Regions from separate parts of the Homo sapiens genome. Here region 1 is linked to region 2. A link is a loop called in an ENCODE intact Hi-C map of the cell type or tissue named here. Cell type or tissue: CD4-positive, alpha-beta T cell. All regions are shown on one strand. Each heading gives the region's core, and the rest is flanking DNA. Links, peaks and the distances in the headings are about the cores only. Region 1 has its middle 74 kb from the start of PASD1. Region 2 has its middle 16 kb from the start of MIR4330.

Region 1 (8,929 bases), core at 553-8,552, 340 kb after region 2:
AGGTAAGACACACAATTCCCTGTATAAATGGCAGCAAAAGCTTGCATTGTCAATTAGAGAAAGGAACACAAATCTGGAAGTTGAATTCATACCTTATCTGATTTGAAACCTGAATTATTTACTGTTGAGATTTATATGAGATTAGATTTCTCTGCTTAAACACTAAATCAAGCTTAACAGGAAGAGATATTGCAAATAAACAATGTTCTCTGAAACGGTGTGTTTAATATTTTCATTAAATGGAAATCTAGCTGAGCTTTTTATTGCAGACATTGATAGCTCTATAAATTTTTATGAGATATGCACTAGAATTAATGCAACCTTATTAAGAGGGCTTGCTCCTTGCTGACTTAGGGATGCAGCATGGATTACAAAGGTCTGAGTTAGCACCCAGGAAGGTCTGGGTTCCAGTTCCAGCCCTGCTACTGACTTGAGCAAGTCTCTTCTCCTTCCTAGGTCTTGGTTTTTACATCCAGAGATAATTGATTTATGTTTTTATTTTCTTTCAGCAGACCTTGGGCAATGAAGTAAAGATAGTTAAGTTGCAGTTCTCCCACTGTTTTTTTGTTTGTTTGTTTGTTTTTTGTTTTTTTGAGACAGAGTCTTGATCTGTTGCCCAGGCCGGAGTGCAGTGGCGCGATCTCGGCTCATTGCAAGCTCCGCCTCCTGGGTTCAAGCAATTCTTCTGCCTCAGCTTCCCGAGTAGCTGGGACTACAGGCCCGCGCCATCACGCCCAGCTAATTTTTATATTTTTAGTAGAGACGGGGTTTCACCATATTGGCCAGGCTGGTCTCGAACTCCTGACCTTGTGATCCGCCCGCCTCGGCCTCCTGAAGTGCTGGGATTACAGGTGTGAGCCATCGCGCCTGGCCTCTCCCACTGTTTCATGTTATTATCCAGTATTTCGGTTGTTCTCAACCACATCCTATAGTTTTTAAGAATACTAAAAACTTAAAGACTGACACGGCATCAATACTTTTAAAATGTCTCTGGCATTTCCTCTCTCTGGATACATTAACTTTCGCATCAATTGCGACTAGTCAGTATTAAAGCCAAACAAGAAAATGTTGGACTTTTCTCAATTTCCTCAGTTGCATTTGTTACTACGGAGAAACATCTTTGAAAGTATTGTATTAAAGCAGCATGCCTTAACTTTCTCATTCTCCACCTGTGCCTTGAATTCACTGTTTAATGCATGCCTCTACCACGTTGTGGCAGTGAGGAATCAAGAAGATGCAGGCATCAAAGCATGCTTGGAAATTGGATTGCCAGCACTCAGAATCTGGTGAATACGCCACTAACATCAGCAGAGATCTATTTTTGTGGGCCTTGACACGATATATGATGCCCTCATGTCTTGGTACCCAGCGAGCATGGCCTGGTCACCGAGATTTGGAACAACATCTAGTTTTGGCACATAGACAAGTCATCCAGATGTCAGAAGAAATTACTTACCTTTCATCCAGATGGTTTGATTTCACGTACCTGGGCCTTATTGAAGTGAGGTTTATTCAATTTGAAGGGCCCATTTTGATGCTTTGTGTTGATTGGCTAACCAGAGACAGTTTCCTTTGTGGGGTTGAGTGTTGAGTTGGGAATCTCACTGTAAGTGAATAACTTATGGAAACAGAAATCTCATGCCTGATGAGTTAGCCCTGCTGTTCAAAGACATGCTTCTCCATCTATCTCTTAAGCACTAACATTATTACATTTACAGGATCTTAGTGAGATTCTCATCTGCTTCAAGAGGGGAGGTAAAGGTGAAATGATTTTCTTTTTAAAACCTGGGTTACTGCTCAGGTTTTAAAGTTGTCAAGTTGCTACAAAGTTGTCAAGGTTGGCCTGTAATATTAGCAATTTTGAGTACAAAAATAAGCAATGACATTTTATTTCCTGGAATTATGTTGACTTTGGTGATGAAAAATGAACATTTTCTTTGGAATTACAAATCCACAGTTTAGATTTATAACTGTCCTTCCCCTCTAATATCTTTTCTTTTAATCAATGCTATTCTTTCAAGAACTATCAATAAAATTACTGAGAAAATGAGGGAATATATTCCACCTTCTCCATCTTAAAAACTTTCATGATAAGGAAAGTTGGTACCTGATACAAACACAATAAGAGAGATGACAGTCCATTTACGCTAGCCACTTCAGAAATCCGTGTTGGTTATTTTTTGTCAGTACAGCTGAAACTGCTTACTGAAGTATTGATCTGATTATTCTTTTATGGAACAAAATCTAAAATGTTATCTATTTTTATGTCGGAAACTCACTTGAGCTTTGTTCTGTTTTGAACTTTATAACCTACTTTAAAAATTAAATTCCTTTCCTTCTGTATGTCTTGATATGGTCTGAGGCTCAAACCAACTTGATATTTATTTTTGCTTTGAACAATATGAATGCAAAGTGATATTACTATTGGTGCTATTACTTTATTTTTATTTATTTATTTTTTATTATACTTTAAGTTCTAGGGTACATGTGCACAACATGCAGGTTTGTTACATATGTATACATGCACCATGTTGGTGTGCTGCACCCATTAACTCGTCATTTACATTAGGTATATCTCCTAATGCTATCCCTCCCCGCACCCCCCACCCCACAACAGACCCTGGTGTGTGATGTTCCCCACCCAGTGTCCAAGTGTTCTCATTGTTCAATTCCCACCTATGAGTGAGAACATGCGGTGTTTGGTTTTTTGTCCTTGTGATAGTTTGCTCAGAATGATGGTTTCCAGCTTCATCCATGTCCCTACAAAGGACATGAACTCATCCTTTTTTATGGCTGCATAGTATTCCCTGGTGTATATGGGCCACATTTTCTTAATCCAGTCTATCATTGATGGACATTTGGGTTGGTTCCAAGTCTTTGCTATTGTGAATAGTGCCGCAATAAACATACGTGTGCATGTGTCTTTATAGCAGCATGATTTATAATCCTTTGGGTATATACCCAGTAATGGGATGGCTGGGTCAAATGGTATTTCTAGTTCTAGATCCTTGAGGAATCGCCACACTGTCTTCCACAATGGTTGAACTAGTTTACAGTCCCACCAACAGTGTTAAAGTGTTCCTATTGCTCCACATCCTCTCCAGGTGCTATTACTTTCTTTCATCGAATTCAACAAATACTTGTATTACTAGCAAGGTACCAGGCGCACTCTGTGTTGTCTATGGTGTGCTGCCATATTAGCCTTAAAAAGGAGGCAGGCTCCAAGAACCCCAGGTATAGCACTTTGATTTCTAGCTCCCACCATCCCTGGGATTTGAGCACCTCCATCAAGTGATCTTCTCTGCCTTTTTAAAGACTCAAAAACTCTTTGGTTTAGATTGATTACCTTGTAGGTTATCTACAGCAACCTTCCATGTGAGTCTCTATCTTCCTTCCACATCTCTGACACATGATAGCCTCTACTTATGAGATATAGAGGAACCAATGGGCCTTGGCTTTGCAGTCAGACAGACCTTGGGCTGAATCATGGACAGGCTCCTCTACTTGTCTGAGCTTCAGTAAAAGAAGGATGATAACATCTCAATTCCAGGGTTGTCATGATGATTAAATGCACAATCAAGATGACTCTGGGTGAAGACTCAGGGGCCTCAGTGACAGTGCTGAGTTCTGTTCTTCCTGAAGGACAGTCTTCCTCTCCTCCTAGTTGAAGTCACTGGTTCCCAGATACTGGGACTCACCCTGTTACTTAGGAAAATTGGAGCGACCTCAGGTCAGGCTCTTAGCGTGTTCTGCTGCTAGTTAGTTTGGCTTCTGGTCTCATCTTCATCCTGCAGGACTTGCCTTTGTCTTCATAACTTGCCTTGCATTTTAGTGTCTCCAACCCTAACCCTGTCCTGGGGCAAAGTGGCTGAGAGCCTGCCTCCGCCCACCCTAATGCCCTCACACCAATTTCCCATTGGCCTGTGCCTTTTTGTGCCAACCTTCAGATGTCAGAGGCAAAATGCCCCACTAGCTCCCCAGACTCCCACGTGCTCATTAGTCATATGCAGTGGCTCTCTGCTGCCACCCATCTCCCATTTTAAGCAGTCACCCCTTGAAAGGAGAGGTCAGAGCAAAGTTCCTCATTTCCCCTCCCTTGTTCCAATACCATGGCTTCCCTTAACTTTCATGAAATATTGCTGCAACATGTCTCAGAATTAAGTTTGGGAAATATATTCATGTATTTTCAGAATAAAAGGGAAACTCTGCAAAGTTCAATTGAGTATTATAAAGTGATAAGATTTTTCTTCCAAGGCTAAAAATATCTGGTTTCTCTTTTATTTAGTCTAAAATCCAGTGAGCATTCACACATGTGATAAAGACCTACTGTGTGCTGGGAATTGTGTCTGCCACAGTACATGCCATGCCACAGCAAGGCATGGGCTCTGCCCTCCAGAACCTTATGTCTGGTTGGCGAGAAGGGTGACTATGTGGGAAAATACTCAGAATCATCCCATATATGATAGTAGAAGTCTGTCTCATTTGGGGAGGCAGGGAACGGGATTCAAAGGAGTGAGGGGTGACTTCCACATATGGGGATCAGAAAAGGCTTCGCCCTGCACACTTGCACCAGGGGCCTATGCACTGGACTTTGGCCCTAACCACACCTTGAACTCTGCTGGGAGGCCTTTGAAAAACTGTACCTTCCCTGCATCCAACTCTCCATAGGGTCATGGCTTCTATACATGCCCAAGTTTCTCAGCTTAAACAGCTGGATAGCCAGGGCTGTCCTTTAAATGGGACAGCAAGTTTGTTCTTCAGGGAAACAGTATGTTTTGGGAACGGTCATTTCTGAAGTGCATCCAATGTAAGGAAAACAGTGTTTTCTCCCTTTTGTTTCAACATAGGAACTGGAAATGTTAAAATATATCAGGCTGATTTTTAGAAAAATCAGTACAGTGGGCTCTCTGTATCATCTATGAATTCAATCAACTATGGATTGGTTATTTTTAAAAACAAAAAATAACAATACAACAATAAAAATGGATCATGCCTGTAATCCCAGCACTTTAGGATGCCAAGGCAGGAGGACCTCAGGAGTTCGCAATTAGCCTGGGCAATATAGGGAGACCCTGTCTCTACAAAATAATAATAATAATAATAATAATAATAATAATAATAAAGTAGCTGAGTATAATGGTGCATGCCTGTGGTCCCAGTTACTCAGGAGGCTGAGGTGGGAGGATCCCTTAAGCCTAGAAGGTCTGTGATTACACCACTGCACTCCAGCCAGGGCAACAGAGTGAGACCCTGTCTCAAAAAAGTAAAAAGTTGACATATTTAAAAATAATAAAATATATCAATTATTTACATAGCTTTACATTGTATTAGGTATTATAAATAATGTACAGATGATTTAAAGCAGGGATGTCCAATCTTTTGGCTTCCCTGGGCCACTTTGGAAGAAGAATTGTCTTGGGCCACACATAAAATACACTAACACTAATTATAGCTGTTGAGGTAAAAATAAAAATCACAAAAAAAACCCTCAATGTTTTAAGAAAGTTTATGAATTTTTGTTGGGCTGTATTCAAAGCCATCCTGGGCCACAGGTTGGACATTCTTGATTTAAAATATACAGGAGGGGCTGAGGCAGTGCCTCATGCCTGTAATCCCAGCACTTTGGGAGGCCCAGGCGGGCGGATCATTTGAGGCCAGGAGTTCAAGACCACCCTGGCCAACATGGCGAAACCTGTCGCTACTAAAAATACAAAAATTAGCTGGGTGTGGTGGTGCACACTTATAATCTCAGCTACTAAGGTGGCTGAGGCAGGAGAATCACTTGAACCTGGGAGGCGGAGGTTACAGTGAGCTGAGATAGTGCCAGTACACTCCAGACTGGGCGACAGAGTGAGACTTTGTCTCAATAAATAAATAAATAGTATACAGAAGGATGTGCATAGGTTATGTGCAAATACTATGCCGTTTTGTATTAGGTACTTGAGCATCCCCAGATTTTGGTATCTATGGGAATCCTGGAACCAATCCCCCACTGGTGCTGAGGGATCAGACTGTACATCTGATTACCCAGTGTCTCCACCATGCCATTGGAGTCTGTTCCTCCAGTTACAGTTGAGAAACAAGTGAGTCTCGTGGAAAGGTGAGTCTGCTGTGGATATGTGTAAGAGAGGTAAAAGGTGTTCTGATGAGTGGGATAAAAATATGTGTTGGGGGCGGGGAAGTGGAAGAGCGGAGACTCAACTCTAGCCTCCTTACCTCTTACTATTGTGTAACCTTGGGTGAGTCTCTTAAGTTCTTTGAGTCTCAGATTCTTTTATTTAAAATGACAGAAGAAAAACTATAGTCCTATCTCATAGGGAGGAGGTGTGGAGTCATACATCTCGAGTTCCTGATACAGTGCTGAGCACAGTCTGTGCTCAAGAATTAGCATGGTGAGCTCTGGGACAGACAAGAAACAGCCCGGATAGAAAAGGAGAATTTAACCTAAGTCCTCTCCAAACATTTTGGGTTTCAGAATAGTTGACAAAGCTAGAGGCAGGAAATCTAGGCAGGACAGTTAACCTCTCCTGTTCTCAGTTTTTTCATCTGCTAAATGAGGATTCTTTTTTAAAAATTGAGTTATAATTCACATATCACAAAACCCACCCTTTTGAAGTATATGATTCAGCGTTGACAGTATATTAACAGTTGGGCAACCATCCCCACAATCAATTTTAGAATATTTTCATCAATCCAAAAGGAAATCTGTATCCATTGGCAGTCACTCCTCATTCCCACTCCCATCCCTGCAGCTCCTGGCAATCACTAATCTGCTTTCTGCCTCTGTGAATTTGCCTATTCTGGACTTTTCATAGAAATGGAATTATACGATATGTGACCCTGTGTGCCTGGCTTCTTTCACTTAGCAAAGTGTTTTTAGGTTGTAATATATATTATGTCATTCCTTTTTACGGCCAAGTAGTATTCCATGTTATGGATATACTACATTTTGTTTATCTGTTTACCAATTGATGGGTATTTGGGTTATTTCCATCTTTTGGCAATTATGAATAATGCTGCTATTAACATTCAGGTACACGTTTTTGTGTGGACATTGCTGGGTCATTTGGTAATTCTATGTTTAAGTTTTTGGGGAACTGCCAAACTGTTTTCCAAAGCAACTGCAACATTTTACATTCCCACACTCAGTGTGTGAGGGTTGCAATTCTTCACGTCCTTACAACACTTTTTACTGTCAGTCTTATTTAATTAGTGGCTAAATGGGGATTCTAATTCTTGTTCTTTTGTGAGAATTATAAAAAGATAATTATAAGGAAGATTTTAGAAAACTATAATGTGTTCACCAAGTAGAAGGTACTAGTAAGAAATAACTCTAACTTCATAGCTTGGGTTTTCCATGAATGTTCGGTTTGGGGATTTCTTTTGTGAACAGTAGGGAACTGGGTCAGGATTTAGAGGAAAGAAGTATTTTTAGGAAGATTCATTAGGCACTGGTGAAAAAAATTCTGTAGCTATTTGAGAACTCAAATAGCTTTACATCAGCTGTTTGTGCATGTCGGTGTAATTGGTAAGATTCTCAAAATGACTAAAACAAAAGTAGCTTAATTTTTCCAGTGTTGTTATGAAGTGAACAATATTGAAAATCATGTCCAAAACCAGGCCCTTAATTAAATTTTCTGCTCTAGGCCCTGCCAAGCAAGTCTTGGCATATGAGAAGGCTGTGCTTTTTTTTTTTTTTTTTTTTTTTGGACAGTTTCGCCCTTGTCACCCAGGCTGGAGTGCAGTGGTGTGATCTTGGCTCACTGCAGCCTCCGCCTCCTGTGTTCAAGCAATTCTCTTGCCTCAGCCTCCTGAGTAGCTGGGATTACAGGTGCCCGCCACCGCACCCGGCTAATTTTTGTATTTTTAGTAGAGACGGGGTTTCACCATGTTGGCGAGGCTGGTCTCAAACTCCTGCCTCAGGTGATTCACCCACCTCGGCCTCCCAAAGTGCTGGGATTACAGGTGTGAGCCACTGCGCCTGGCCGGCTTTGCTTTTTATACACTGACTGCATTGTTGGCATTGACTAGAAGTGAAGGCCTTTGCAGAATGGTAAAGAGCTCTTCACTTTTTAAAAGCTATTCGACCTTAGGTAAGTCACTGACCCTTTTTCTTTCCACATACATTTGCTATGAACCTTAAATAAGATAATGCCTATGAAAGCACCCAGCACTAAGCCAGGGACAAAGTAAGCACTCAGTAAAGGGAAGAGTTTTCCTCTGGTCATTATCAGCCTGACCAGTAGCCCATTTACCCCAGTGGACCTTGGTTAGGGCTAAACTTAGAAGGAAGGATCTGGTCTGACCAAAGATTATAATTTATTATTATATTCATTATTATTATTAATAGCTTTGTTGAGGTATAATTGACATACAGTAAACTGCACATGTTTAAAGTGTACAGTTTGATAATTTTTGACACATTTATACATCCGGGAAACCATCATCACAATAAAGATAGTGAACACATCCTTCTCCTCAAATTTTCCTTGTTCCTCTTGGTCATCCTTCACTCCTTCTCCTTCCCACCCCCAGTTCCCAGGTAAACACTACCTGCTTTCTGTCGCTATCGATTAGTTTGCATTTTCTAGACTATTATGTAAATAAAATCATACAGTGTGTACAATTTTTGGTCTGGTTTCTTTCACTCAGCATAATTATTTTGAGATTAATTCATGTGGAACATATCAATAATGTGTTCCTTTTTATTGCTTTTTTATTGTGGAGTAGTATTGTATGCTGTTTGTATGACCATACCACAATTTATTTATCCATTCATCTGTTAATGGACATCTGTAAATGTTTTAGTTTTGGACTATTACACATAAAGCTGTTATAAACATTTGTATACAAGCCCTTGTGTGAACACGTGCTTTCATTTCTCTTTGATAAATACTTAGGAGTGGAATGGGTAAATCATATCATAGAT
Region 2 (8,929 bases), core at 487-8,486:
AGTTTATTCCTACATATGGCTGACTAGGATTCCATTCATTTTTCTCTATTCTTCCGTTGGTGACATTGGGTTGTTTCTAGTTTTTGGCTCTTATGGCTAAACTGCTATGAACATTGATGCAGGGGTCTTTGTGTGGACATATGTTTCCATGTCTGAAGTAAGTAGCTAAAAGTGGAAATGCTCAGTAGCATGGCAGGTGTATGTTTAGCTTTTGATGTGTTTGCATGGTTTTGTTTTCCCAACAGCAATGCATGAAAGTTGCAAGTTGCTCTAAATTCTTGCCAATACTTGATATTATCAACCTAAAAAAATTAGCTTTTTTAGTGGGTGGGTAATGGCATCTTGAGGCTTTAATTTTAATTTATTTTATGACTATGTTGGCCAGCTTTTCATGCGTGAATTGGACATTTGCATGTATATTTTGGTGAGTGACTGTTCAAATATTTTCCTCATTTAAAAAACGCTGTTGTTTATCTTATTTTTATTGAGTTACAAGGATTCTTTATATATTCTAGTTCTTTGTTAGATATGTGTATTACAAATGTTTAGCCCCATTCTGTGGCTTGCTTCCCCCTGCTCAATGGAATCTTTCAAAAAGCAGAAGTTTTAAAATATTAACAAAGTACAGTGCACTTTTATTTGGATGATTTGTGTTTTTTGTCTTGTATATAAAAATAATCTATGCCAACCCAATCATCACAATGATCTTCTATATTTTATTCTAGAAGTTTTATAGTTTTAGCTTTCACATTTATGTTGAAGATCCAAATTGAGTTAACTTTGCTGTACAAATAAAGTGTTTCTCTCCTCTGGATTTAAATAGATATATTTTTCTCTTTACCATTGGTTTTCATCAAATTGATTTCTTTTTTTTTTATAAGTTTATGCAGTAAATGTGAAACTTTGTTACATGTATATAATGTGTAGTGATCAAGTCAGGGTACTTAGGATGTAATTTAGGGTGCGACATTTTCATGAAGTATTGTCACTGTATTAGTCTGTCCTCATGCCGCTGTGAAGAAATACCCAACACTGGGTAATTTATAAAGGAAACAGGTTTAATTGACTCACAGTTCAGCATGGCCGGGGAGGCCTCCGGAAAGTTACAATCATGACAGAAGGCAAAGGAAAAGCAGGCGCCTTCTTCACAGGGCAGCAGGATGGAGTGAGTGCAAGCAGGGGTAAGGCCAGACTCTTATAAAACCATCAGATCTCGTGAGACTCACTCACTATCACGAGAACAGCATGGGGGAAACCTCCTCCATGATCTGATTACCTCCACCTGGTCCCTCCTTGACATGTGTGGATTAAAATTCAAGATGAGATTTTGGGTGGGGACACAGCCACCTACTTTTCTTCAGCCTCCCTTCTCCCCCGACTCACCCTTACCAGTCTCTGTTATCCCTCTTTCCACTCTCCACCTCCATATGATCAAAGTTAGCTCCCAGATGTGATATTTGTCTTATTGTCCCTGGGTTATTTCACTTAAGATAATGACCTCCAGTTCCATCCATGATGCTACAAATGAGAAGATTTCATTCTTTTTATAGCCAAATAGTATTCTATTGTGTATATGTACCACATTTTCTTTATCCATTTATTCATTAGTGGACATTTAGGTTGATTCCATGTCTTTGCTCTTGTGAATAGTGCTGCAATCCCTTTGATATATTAATTTCTTTTCCTTTGGGTAAATACCCAGTAGTGGGATTGCTGGATCAAAATAGTAATTCTATTTTTCATTTTTCGAGAAGCCTTCATAATGTTTTCCATAGTGGCTGTTTTAGTTTACATTCCCAGCAACAATGTATACAAGTTCCCCTTTTTCCACATTCTCTCCGATGTCTGTTATTTTTTGTCTTTTTAATAGTAGCTATTAAGAATGGGGTAAGATGACATCTCATGACGGTTTTGATTCGCATTTCTTCTGATGATTAGTGATGTTGAGCATTTTTCATATATCTGTTGTCCATTTGTATATCTTCTTCTGAGAAATATCTATTCATGTCCTTTGACCACTTTTTAATGGATTACTTGTTTGTTTGTTTGTTTGTTTCCTGTTGATTTGAGTTCCTTGTACTTTCTGGACATTATTATTCCCATATCAGGTGCATATTTTGAAAATATTTTATCCCATTCAACAGGTTGTCTCTACTTTCATTTGCTGTTCAGAACTTTTTTAGTTTAAGCCCCATTTGTTTATTTTTGTTTTTGTTACCTGTGTTTTTGAGGTCTTACCCCAAAATCTTTGCCCAGACCAATGTCCTGAAGTATTTCTCCAATGTTTTCTTCTGGTAGTTTCATAGTTTCAGGCTTTACATTTAAGTATTTAATCTATTTTGATTTTTTTATGTGGTGAGATATAGGGGTCTAGTTTCATTTTTCTGCATACAGATAGCCAGTTTTCTCAGCACCATTCATTGAAGAGACATCATTTTCCTATTGAATGTTCTTGGCATCTTTGTTGAAAATCAGTTGGATGTAAGTACATGAATTTATTTCTGGGTTCTGTTCTATTGGTCTATGTGTCTGTTTTTATGCCAGTACTATGCAGTTTTTGTTACTATAGCTTTGTAGTGTATTTTGAAGTCATAGTGTGATGTCTCCAGCTTTATTCCTTTTCAACAATTTAATTTTTATGTGCCTTGTGGTTTTCTACATGTTTAGTCTTCTTGGAGTTTGTTGAGCTTTTGATCTGTGGGTTTATAGCTTACAGTAAATTTTGAAAAATTTTGGCCATTATTTCTTTGAATATTTTTTCTGCACCCCCTTCTGAGTCCCCTAGATCACTGAGATTCTGTTTATTATTTTCAATCTTCATTTCATATAGATTTAATTGTTATGTTTTGAAGTTTACTAACCTTTTCTTCTGTAAAGTCTAATTAGTGTTACTCCTATCCAGTGCAATTTTCATTTCAGGTACTATATTTTTCTGCACTGGAAGTTCCATTTGGCTCACATTTTATTGCTTCTTAGTGTATCTGACAATTTTTTGATTGGATTCTGGACACTGTCAATGTTACATCATTGAGTGGATTTTATCTTCTTCAAAGACTGTGGGACTTTGTTTTGACAGAGAAGCAAGTTGTCTGTCACTCTGTTTTGTCTCTTTAAGTTTTGTTTTTAAGCTTTGCTGGAGGAGGTCCAGAGTAGCCTTTTCTCTGGGGATACCTCAGATTTATTACTAATGTATGATCCCTCTGGGGTCTCCATTGAATGACATAGATAACTACTGAGGATTCTTTACTCCTCTGGGCCAGAGTTTGAATGTCTGCTAGTCTTGTGTGAGTTCTGAGCATAGTTCTTTTAAAACTTCCCAGTTGTTCTTTGCTCACTCTAGTACTCAGTAAAGACCTAAGGAGAGCCCATGTCAGATTTCTGGAGTTCTTTCTCCATGCAGTTGCCTCATCTCTGGTACTCTGTCCCGCACATTTTAGCTACTTCAGCCTCCTTGAACTTTAATCTCCAATTCTTCAACTCAGGGAAACTTCTTTGCTCTGCTTGAGTCACTCCTCCATGCTCCAAGGTTTGGGCTTACCTCATTTCTTTCTTTATCTGTGATGCCATGCGTGTTGCCTCTTGTCTAGTGCCTAAAATTAGTTCTTTCGTATGTTGTATCCAACTTCCAGTTGCTTATGGTGGAAGAGTAATTCCAGATTCTGTTACTTCTTCAAGGCCAGAGATTTACTTTTATGTTTTCCAAGCTTTTTGAAATAAGTATAAATCAATTTTCTAAAAAAATATTAAAAATTACATTGTAAAGAAAAATGACATGCACACGTGTGCAAGACACCTACACCATGAAGAATATTCCAGAGCATAGGTTTGGCCCATGGGTGCTGTCTGTGCTCCTTCAGGCTTCAGACTCAGACCTATGCTTATAATTCCTGGAAATCCACAAATTCACCTCATGACTAATTGCTTTTCATTACTTGAAAGTATCTATGTGTTGGAGGAAAAATTTGGCTACAATCAAGGAAAGGTAGCAAGTTGAGTCTCATCTGGTTACTGAGATTGTGTACTTCTTATTCTTTCCAAATTCTTCAGTGGTGCCAAGGTCTCTTACGGACACTAGAGGGCGCTCTTTCACTGAGAATGACATACTCTCCCTTACCGATTGCCTCAGTTTGCACCAGCTCTAAGATGGAATCTTGCTGGATCTTAGTTCTTTAGTTGCAGCCCGGGCTTGCCCTGCCACAGGGCCCCAGGTGGCCTGTTCCCCCATCTCTGCAGTACCAGACCTATCCATTTCAAAGGCCAAATTTCTTTCCGCTCCTATCCCCACTCTCAGAATGATTCAGCCTGGCTTCCCGGGATACCTCCTAGCACCAGGGCTAACCTATTTTATTTCCTCTTCGCCAGTGGTCGCTGAGGAAGGAGGTCTGGGTCACTGGGTATTCCTCTTCAGGCTGAAAGTTTCTCTAAGGTCCATTATACAGATTTAAAATCAGAGAAATGGATTCCCCAACAATTCCATGTGCTTCAAAGCTTCTCTGGGGGTGCACCCAGGAACTGTGAGAAGTGACCCACTGGATCATCCTGGGACAAGTCTCTACCTGTATCCGGATCTTGGCCTCTTCATTTGTATATTGAGGCAGGTAGGTATGACAATGTCTAGCAAGAGCACAGGGAGAGCAGGGGTAGTGATGGGGGCTGGAATTTTTTTTTTTTTTTTTTTTTTTTGAGACAGGGTCTCACTCTGTCACCTAGGCTGGAGTGCAGTGGTGCTGTCACTGTGTTCTCAACTTCCCAGGCTCAAGTGATCCTCCTACTTCAGCTTCCCAAGTAGCTGGGACTACAGGCGTGCGCCACCATGCCCAGCTATTTTTTTTTTTTTAATCTTTTGTAGAGACAGTGTCTTACTATGTTACCCAGGCTGGTCTCAAACTCCTGCACTCAAGTGATCCTCCCACATTGGCCTCCCCAAGTGTTAGGATTACAGGCATGAGCCACCTCACCTGGCCTTGGAATTTTTCGTATGCAAGGAGTTAGCCTAATTAGACCTCTCCTGTCTGGAAAGAGGATAAGGAGAAAAATTTGAATCCATAAATTCAGCATGAGCATGGAGACGGTAACCAGGGTCTTGGGCACCTAATTACTGGCATATATTAGTGACTCAAGAAACATTTATGGAAACATGAAAAAAAAATAAAGGAGTGGATAGATGTCAGAATAAGAAAACTAAGGGATATCCATTAAGGCTTGGAAGCAATGCTTTACATTAGAATAAAGGCCCTAAGGAGTGAAGTGATTTGCCCGGAATCACAGGGCTAGTTAAAGGCAGAGCCAGTACTTGAATTCCAGAGTTCTGATTTCTGGTCTAGAGTTCTCCCGACTCCAATATGCAGCAGAAAGCCCTTGAATATACGCTGGGAGGTTGGTAGAAGTTAGGCATCATTGGTCACCTCATGGTGAATCACTGCTAGTGCTGGCTGGAAACCAGTACTTTTCCGGGGCTCCAGCATCCCCAGCCATCCATCCTAACTGCCTGCGGCGGAATTCCTCTTTGCATTGCTTGCGCCGTTCTACACGCTGGGGGTGCTGTTGTTTAACTAGTGGACTCATTTGCTCAGTTATTTTCCATTTGCATCATTGGGGGTGCCCTGATGTAGATTGGGGGCTGTTCAAACGTTTTCAGGTGTGACTAAACTTGGCTGCTAACCCCTCCTGGGCTTCTGCCCAAAATAACAGGCCACTGGTCCCTCAGGTACCTTCTCAGATCACTTAAAGATGAACTTTTAAGCATTTGGGAATTGTGAACTCTGTTGAGAATCAGAAAACTGCAGATGCACGAAATGTGGCATTCAGGGGGTCTGCTGCTGCTGAACAGATCGTGGCCATGGATTAAAAACCTCTGCTTTTCTCGGACACGTTTTTAATCCTGAGAAAATGTGAACATAGAAACCATGTTAGGAATAATTGGCACACAGAATGACTGCATTTGGAGGAGCAACAACATTTCTACTGGAGAACAGGGCGGGACTACAATGGGTGGGGGGTGGGAGGATAGAGGATTTCAAATGCTTCAAAGGAAGTCTTTTCCCAGTGGTCCGTTCCATCTTTTGCGGAGAGTGCCAGAGGCACACATCTCAGAGAGTCGTGACTGTGTCATTATGTTCTCGTCAGCACAGATGATTCAGTCAATGTATAAGCAAGCACAGTTGCATTTTATACGACTTTCAAATCAGTTCATTTCCAAGTCAGAAAAATCTTCCAGCAAGTCTGATCACCACACACACAGGGCAGCAACCAGTTCTAGGGGCTTCACCTGTTAAGATGATTTGGCTTGTTTGCAAGTCATTTTCAGAGAACAAGAGAGACAATCTTCCCACTACTCTATAATTAGAGTGCTGGGGGCAGGCTGGGGGGAAGACAGCATGAACATGGAGCTCTCATTCTTATTCAGGAGCGTCTCTAATTCACACGGCCCTGGGGACTGCTTCAGATGTAATATTCTCTCCACAAAGGATGGAAATCTTTTCTCTTAAAACGTCTCATCGCTGCAACTTTGCTGTAAGGCTTCATCGGATAAGTGTATAAAAAATCCAAAACTCACCTGTTTTCTTATTTCATCCAACTCTTTTGTGTTTATATAATTAAGCACACCCTGCTTGATTGGTGTGTGTGTGGGATGTGTGTGTTTGTGTGTGTAAATCTTAAAGGACTCAGAAGTTGGAGTGTTCGTGCGCTTATCACAGCTCCACGGACTCTATGTAATCATTTAGCTTCTTGAGGCTTTTGCTGCCCTGTGATTTTCAGAAGTGCAGTGTCTTCATCACTCTTTGAACCCCCACAATGCCTGAGGCAGGGAGGCAAACTACTGGACTTTTGGTAAATGACAATTTCATTCTGCAACAATTGGGTGGGAATATTCCAGCTTCCAGAGGGTTCCCACTTTCCTGGTCTGTTAAATGGAACCAAGCCTACCTGCGTATCTTGTTGTGGGAGCTTCAGACTCTGCAGCAGTTAAAGCCTTCATTTTTGGTCTTTACTTAACCACCCATAAGCTTCTTGTTCTGTTCCCTGCTCTTCTCCCAGTCCTTGCCTTGCATCATTATTCTCTCTATACCTCAGACCTCTGCCCAACCTAAAGAGAAGCCTGTCTGGGGCCTTGCTTTGTTTTTCCCTGTGTTTCTAACCCCCAGAATAGGGCCCGGAGCACGCAAGAGACTTGGGGCTGAATGAACGTAATTGACTTGCTTGGATTCCCTGCACAGGTGACTGGGATCAGATCATTTTCCTTCTCAGAGACCTAGTTGTCTCACTTGTACAAGAAGGGACTAACCTGGATGACTTCTGAAATCTTTTATTTTTGAGAAGAGGATTTCATAATTCTATGAATATTTTGTATTTTTCTATATTTATTCACTTATCACTTTCTTCTTTCCATTCTTTCTAGCACAGAGGAAGGGGAACAGCGAGAAACAACCCCCAAACAAGTGAACCCAAACACTAGTTCCTCTCTACCTTCCTAAAAATCATATTTTCTCTGTTGTACAATGGTTGTTTTTTTCCTATCTTATCAAGAGTCATCCGTTCAGGTGATTTCAAGATGACTAATGGCCAAGTTGGTTGTTCATGCTGTACGCTCCTGCTGCTGGAACTGAGCACTTGAATGCTAATAATACTCTCCACGTCACCAATCTCATTTTTTTCTGACGTACTGACTGACCCCTGGCAAGCCACCCTGAGTCCATATGACTCCACTGCAAATTATCCAAGGGTTCAGACACTGGGGTTTGTCTGAAAATAGAGTGGGCTCCATTAGCTTAATACCAAGTATGACAGGTTCTGAATCAGCTTTTCTTGTCTAAAGGGAGTGCAGGTAATTTCCACCCCAACATATACTGAGCCAGGAAAGTCTACTAGCAGGGCCCTCTGAGCTTACATGTCTCCAGTACCAGATGTGGCCAAATGCTCTTATTTATTTACTTATTGTTTTTGAGATGGAGTCTTGCTCTGTCACCCAGGCTGGAGTGCAGTGGCGTGATTTCGGTTCACTGCAACCTCTGCCCCTCAGGCTCAAGCGATTCTCCTGCCTCCCAAGTAGCCGAGATTATGGGTGCCCCCCACCCCCTCACCACGCCTGGCTAATTTTTGTATTTTTAGTAGAGACAGGATTTCACCATGTTGGCCAGGTTGGTCTCGAACTCCTGACCTCAAGTGATCCACCGCCTCATCCTCCCAAAGTGCTAGGAGTACAGTGCCCAGCCCAGATGCTCTTACAATGGCCTTTGAACAACCACTATATAGCTGTGAAAAGCCATCCTGAAAGAGGAAACTCTAAGATAGTTGTCACTTTGCCATTCGTAAACAACCATGAAATATATTTATGAACAAATAATGCAAGTATTTATCAAAAGAAAGGAAGAACAGACACTGCTTACTAGACCACAATATATGCAACAATGTTGACAGCATTACTGATTACAATTTGAAAGTATTTTATAGGAACCTGGTGTTCGTGTGGGTGTGAGGCAACAGAAAAAGGGAAAACTGGCACAACCAACTCAATCCCCATGAATTTATCCTCTAGACACTCACACACAAGGGGGCACACACAAAGATGTTAACTGAAGTGATAACTACCAGTGAAAAGCTGGAAGCAGTGTCTATGTCCGTGTAGATATAAATGATGATCCATTCATAGTTGGGAATACCACAAGCCTGTTAACGAAACCAAGGTATCTAGCATTTTCTCTGTACCAGGCACTGTTCCAAGTGTTTTGTGTACATTAATTTATTTAATCCTTGTAGAAAGTTGTGAGATTGGTACTCACTTCCCAGATGAGCCAGCTGGGAGGAGAGAGGTTAAGCAATTGCCTAGAATCATGCAGCTGGTAAGTGGTAGAACCAGGATTTGAACCCATACAGTACGACTTCAGAGACTGTCCCCTAAGGTGCTGCTGAGGAGCACTACCCGGGACAG

The links. Hi-C counts contacts between places; a loop is a spot of excess contacts. Peaks named below come from ENCODE experiments on the same cell type or tissue, not always from the same donor. Only the 100,000 strongest peaks of a DNase experiment are listed, where the experiment ranks them.
Region 1: a loop joins it to region 2, with 23 times the contacts of the local background. A loop is called at or near these places in 12 of 110 quality-filtered maps.

The regions. Positions count from the first base shown.
Region 1 is chrX:151,484,896-151,493,824 of GRCh38, forward strand. No RefSeq gene overlaps it. Among named protein-coding and RNA genes, the nearest start is that of PASD1, 74 kb to the right of the region's middle. In CD4-positive, alpha-beta T cell, for the core only: no CTCF peak of the experiment used is centred there; a DNase peak (open chromatin) is centred at 4,006.
Region 2 is chrX:151,147,780-151,156,708 of GRCh38, forward strand. No RefSeq gene overlaps it. Among named protein-coding and RNA genes, the nearest start is that of MIR4330, 16 kb to the right of the region's middle. In CD4-positive, alpha-beta T cell, for the core only: CTCF peaks have their summits at 4,050 (motif pointing right) and 4,250; a DNase peak (open chromatin) is centred at 4,082; H3K27me3 peaks cover 190 bases.